Linked DNA regions of Homo sapiens: region 1 is linked to region 2. Evidence: chromatin loops called from intact Hi-C (ENCODE). Cell type or tissue: GM12878. All regions are shown on one strand. Links, peaks and the distances in the headings refer to the core of each region. The heading gives the core; the rest is flanking DNA.

What was found. Hi-C counts contacts between places; a loop is a spot of excess contacts. Peaks named below come from ENCODE experiments on the same cell type or tissue, not always from the same donor. Only the 100,000 strongest peaks of a DNase experiment are listed, where the experiment ranks them.
Region 1: a loop joins it to region 2, with 1.8 times the contacts of the local background. A loop is called at or near these places in 3 of 110 quality-filtered maps.

Annotation. Positions count from the first base shown.
Region 1 is chr3:108,152,337-108,155,152 of GRCh38, forward strand. No RefSeq gene overlaps it. Among named protein-coding and RNA genes, the nearest start is that of LINC01215, 29 kb to the left of the region's middle. In GM12878, for the core only: a CTCF peak has its summit at 1,224; a DNase peak (open chromatin) is centred at 1,339.
Region 2 is chr3:108,291,871-108,294,686 of GRCh38, forward strand. No RefSeq gene overlaps it. Among named protein-coding and RNA genes, the nearest start is that of HHLA2, 3.3 kb to the right of the region's middle. In GM12878, for the core only: no CTCF peak of the experiment used is centred there; DNase peaks (open chromatin) are centred at 1,261 and 2,196; H3K4me3 peaks cover 1,081 bases; H3K27ac peaks cover 1,228 bases.

The DNA of each region.
Region 1 (2,816 bases), core at 180-2,679, 140 kb before region 2:
GCCATGTGAGTTTCTAAGATAGACTATATGAGCTGTATTACAGGAAAGGTGGGTCCATGAAGCGGAACTAATGGTGACTCCAGTAAACATAAACACCAGCTACTTCTGATAAGGGGGAGGGTAACAGGCCAATGATTATCACCTTTGCACTTGTAAAATGCAGTGCTGGGGTGTAATAGCTAAGCAACAGACATCTTACCACATGATTCTGGGGAACTGGCTTGCTCCAGGATTGGAAGGATAAGCAGTATTAAATGATTCATTATCTTGCTTATTTCCACTTCTTGGAATGTCCCAAATGGTAAGCAATGGGCGGGAAAGTGTTGGCCAGGGCACAGACTACAACTATGAATTTGGAGAAGGCACTTCTGCTCAGCCGATTATTTCAATTTTCTCACCCATAAAAGGGTATAGCCAAAGAGCACCTTCTCAATACACTGTGAAAGCTGATTTGAAAACCAAAGACTTGCTTCTTTTTTTCTCTCTCACTGTTAAGCCTGTATGTAGAAATCAGTCACACCCAGTTTAATCAGACTTGTTTCTGTTTTGATGATAAGAGCAAAGGACTAATAAACGAAGGCACGTTAACCCCTGGGAAGGGGAGAGTGGGCAGTGATGCTGGGGTGGTGAGAATTAATACACATTTGATTGAGAACCAAATAGATGCAGACACCTACATTATCCCACTGAATTCTCACAACTTCCCCCCGAGGGAGGCATCATTACCTTCATTTTCCAGAGAGGGCAGTTTTCTTTTTGAAGGTTTGTTCCAGTTACAGATCAAAACTAAAAATAAATGGGATACACAGGAAATGAGGGAAGAAGAGAGAGGAAACGTTGGAAGCTACATTCTTCTCTGTTGCCTTTAACTTCTCTGATGAATCTTCCTTAGTTTCCTTCCTCTGATCAGTCCTTAAGGGGAAGCATTTCCAAGCCTTGGTCCTTTTCTCAGCCTCTATTGCTGACCGATCTTATGCACTCTGGGATTGAAGCACAGCTTCCAGGTAGATGATTTCCATTTCTAGCTCTGATTCTACCCCAAGTGCCAGAACCGTGCCAGCCTGGCCCCCTCCCGGAAGGCTACCTGAACACATAAATGAGCGGGCTTAATTGTTCATGAGCAACCGGTGTTGTCAGGCAAGTCCCTCTGGCCTCTTCAGAATCCCAGTAAGTTTAAGACTAAATAGCATCTGCTGAAATTAAAATGTCATGAACATGACTGAAGGGGGCGCCTCTGGATCAGCACGCCTTTTGTAAAGCTTGTAGGCTGCTGAATGGTTTCTGAGAGCCACATAGAGTTTTCTGATGTCTCAGACTTCTTGGATCCCTTCCAAAAGTAGGGGGAATCTCACTCAGTATCCTTACCCACTTGCTATTTCCCTACCAGCCTCAGGCGCTAGGAAGACCATATCTTCCTCTCATTCTCTACGACCTGGCATTACTCAAAGTTTAGTATTTGATATCCTACCAGCTCTTCTGCCCTGATCCCTGGTTTGCTTACCCCAGATTGAAACTCTAGGACTGCCACTTCCTCATTCCTAACTAGATGAAATCATGGCATCCCTGGACAGACTTGGTTTTTGCCCTGCTGCCTCCTCCGAAGGAATGGAAGCTTGGCCATTGCTTCACATTTCGTTATAGTTTCTGGTCCAGTTGCCCCACCATTGCCTATTATAAGATATTCCCTTACCAAATATTGTCTGATGCTATTTGCAGCTGACTCATTGAGCATATCCATCTGGACGTTTCCAATATGCTTCAAATTCAACAAAATTCAAATCTAGTAGGGTCTCCTTCTTGACCCCGAATCAGGATCTTTTCCTGTTTGCATTATGTAAGAAGGGTCAGTGGCAGTAGGCACAGAATAGTGTAGTAGTCATCCATAGCTTCCGAAACTTCTTTGCTGTTTTTCCTCTGATACCGCTCTGAAAAGTCATGACTGGAGTCCTCTCTCCCTCCCCTCACCAGATCCCTCTGCCCTTTTCATGTGGGAGAAATTTCTAGCTTTGCTACTGACTAGGTGACTTTGGTCAATTTTTTCTTCAAGCTATTGATTTAATACACATATAAAGTTCCCTGCAAAATAGTAGCTGCTCAATAAAGGGTATTTACAATTTAAAAAATTTTACATGTTAACCATCTTGACTTACTATTGTCCTCATGTATCATGTATCATTACATTTCTCAGATTGAAGGTTTTATGGCATAATGGGTTCATATAAAGTCCACTATTATGTGGCCTTGGGCATGTTACTTATCTTCTCTGGATCTCAGTTTTATATCAGTAGAATGGAAATTATGCCTCCCTCAACTGCAAAATAAAAGGTGATCATATAGGTAGGATGCTCAGCACAGTGCCTGACACACATAGTGATAATAAATGATCATCAGTACTATCCCAGTGCCTTTGCTCATGTTAGTTCCTCTTTCTGCTGCTTCTCTTTTCCATTTTGAAAAATTCTAAAAGACCTGGCTCAACATATTTTCTCAACTGTGCTCCACTGTGCATAGTTTTGTTATCATATTTTATTATTTTATGCCTATTTGCTTTGCCCACTTTTCCTGCTTGACTCCTTAGCCTAGCATTCAAAACCCTCCACTTTGTTCTTCTTTTTCCCCCAGTGGTCTTCTAATTCTTTCCCTCCACCACCTGATCCCTTGATGCCCTTCCAGACCTCAGAACGTTGTGTCTTTTTCTCTGCCCAGAATGGTCCTTCCCATTTTTCTCTGCTACCAGGATCTTACTCATCCTTTAAGGACCAACTCTATTAATTCTTTCTTTACTCCATGTTAGAATTCCTTCTTCACCCCCATTT
Region 2 (2,816 bases), core at 55-2,554:
TCAGTGCTATTTCTATCAAACTACCAGTGACATTCTTCAGAGAACTAGAAAGAACTATTTTAAAATTCATGTAGAACCACAAAAGAGCCTGTATACCCAAGGCAATCCTAAGCAAAAAGAACAAAGCTGGAGGCATCACATTACCTGACTTCAAACTATACTACAAGGCTACAGTAACCAAAACAGCACGGTATTGGTACAAAAACAGACACATAGACAAGTGGAGCAGAATAGAGAGCCCAGAAATAAGGCCACACACCTATGATCTTCAGCAAAGCTGACAAAAACAAGCAATGGGGAAAACACTCCCTATTCAATATATTGTGCTAGGATAACTGGCTAGCCATATGCAGAAGCTTGAAAATGGATCCCTTCCTTACATTATATACAAAAATCAGCTCAAGATGGATTAAAGACTTAAATGTAAAACCCAAAACTATAAAAACCTTGGAAGACAACCTAGGCAATGCCATCCTGCCATAGGAATGGGCAAGGTTTCATGACAAAGACACCAAAAACAATTGCAACAAAAGCAAAAATTGACAAGCAGGATCTAATTAAACTTAAGAGCTTCTGTACAGCAAAAGAGACTATCAACAGAGTAAACAACCTGCAGAATAGGAGAAAATATTTGCAAACTATGAATCTGACAAAGGTCTAATATCCACCATCTATAAGGAACTTAAATTTGCAAGAGAAAAGCAAGTATTTTATTTTGGGAAGTGAATCCAGGGAACAGGGGAGGGGCCCTTGAGAAGAGTAAAACAGGAAGGAGGGAGAGCTAATCCAAGAGTGTGCTGTTCAGCTGGCTATGCCTGTGGGTAACTGGGGCTTAGTCTTGGTGGGGATGCTTTAAGGAACCACATAGAAGACACTTCAGGATTGTCAACCAGAGAGAAAACAGGGGAACAGCCTGACCTCCATAGGCTAAAATTAACACTGGAGGGTTTTTATTTTCTCTGTTTTAGGAGTCTCACTAGAAAGCAGAGAATCCCTGGGATAACAAGCAAGACAGACGCATAGTACAGCTGGGATGAAGTGCTGGTAAGGGCACCTGTGTAGAGCCTGTTGCCTCAACAATGTCCAGGACAAAAAGGTGAGCCAAGGGGATGTGAGAGGAGTATGGCAGATGTTTAATGTAATGCCCAACTTTGACACTTATTCATTAGGTGTATCATTTGTTCACTCTTAGCACCTGTTTCTTCATCCTAAATGAAGCAGGAGGATCACTTACCCTGGCTGTTTCCCAGAATGATCATTAAGAGAGTTGTGAAAGCACTTTGAAGCAATTTAAAAGCTAACTCACTGCAAAACTGAAGGTGGTTGATGCTATTCTAGACCTGAATATGAAGCAATACCAGGAAAACAGAGAACTAAGAATAGATCACAGAGAGCATCTAGAAGGCCTCAGGAAGTCCCTGCACTGATGTGGCAGTTCTGTTGTTACATTAACTAAGAAAAAAATCAACACAGATGCCAAAGAAAGTAGAGTATATTTGGGAAAAAAAGAATTGCAATTCAGGTACACTGAATTAGGGCAACACTAAATAGTGTCCTTTAAGGCAAGTTCAGGTTTTTAATAGGAGATTTCTTGAAAAAGTTGTTTTGAGGGGCAATTCACTGGCTGGACAGAAATCCTAAATTGCAGAGCTGTTCTGAATTGTTAGTTAATTAGGGTACTCCCAGCTGAGAGATGTTGAAGTCCAGTGGATTCTGACTTAAGGTGTTATCCAAGTCTGTTGGAACCTTCTGTGGCTTAACATTTAGCAGGTATGAGTGCAGTCCTCTCTTGATCTTCCAATTCCACTTTAATGCCTAGGCCTAAATTACTTTATGTCCTTTCACAGCAACAATGGGCCAGGAAGGCATGACATGCACAAATGATGACAGGCACCACACTTAGCATCTTGGAAAATGAATATGTGAGTTTAACACCTCAAGGTTTTTAATAGCTGAAATATTAGGAGACTTTTTTGCTGGAAATAAATATTGATTGAACTGATTCAGTAAATGCCTAATATATGAGGACCGTAATTCCTTATCTCCCTGTCAGACCAATTTAAGATCTACATTTTAGCCATGTCTGTCCACCTCTCAGCTTTAGAGTTTAAATTCACTTTCTTCTGCAGTATTTCGACAACTGAAAGACTCCAGTTGGATGACTAATTTCAGCCCTATTTGATCTGAGGATGCAACCGGTAGCTGCTCTCACATCCTCAAGTTACATGACAGTTATACTTTTTACTTCCTCAGAACATTTGCCAACTTAATAAATGTTCAATGCCAACATTAAATTCTCCCCTGAGCCTTAGTGTAGGTACATGTGCATAGATATAATCAGGATTAACCATATTTCATATGCCGTTTCTTCTCCCAGTCACTTGAAGACATCGTGGAGGCACTTTGCAGAAGAGAACCAAAAGTGGTGTTGAAATGGTAACAGATCCCAAAGCCTAACAGTTGAGCTCTTGCAAGCAGTGGCCCTACAGGTTCCCCTAATATAGGGTCCTAATGGTTCATCCTACTTCCTTTCAGGTACCCCTTCCTGAAATGAAGAATATGTTGCAAGGGAAAGGTTTGTAACCTAAAACTGTTGATCTAGTCTTCAATAATGGCATACATATCATAGCCACTTTCTCTGTGACATAAATCTCAGAGAAATTGTTCTTTCCTTCCTCAGCCATTGATATTATTTAAAACCGTGATTCTATTTTTACCTTCAGCTTGAACAATCTCTGCATAACAGGTATGTTTGTATGCATACGGCATTTCTTCCTAAAACTTCAAAAATCTTCAAAAAATATGTAATTCTTCTA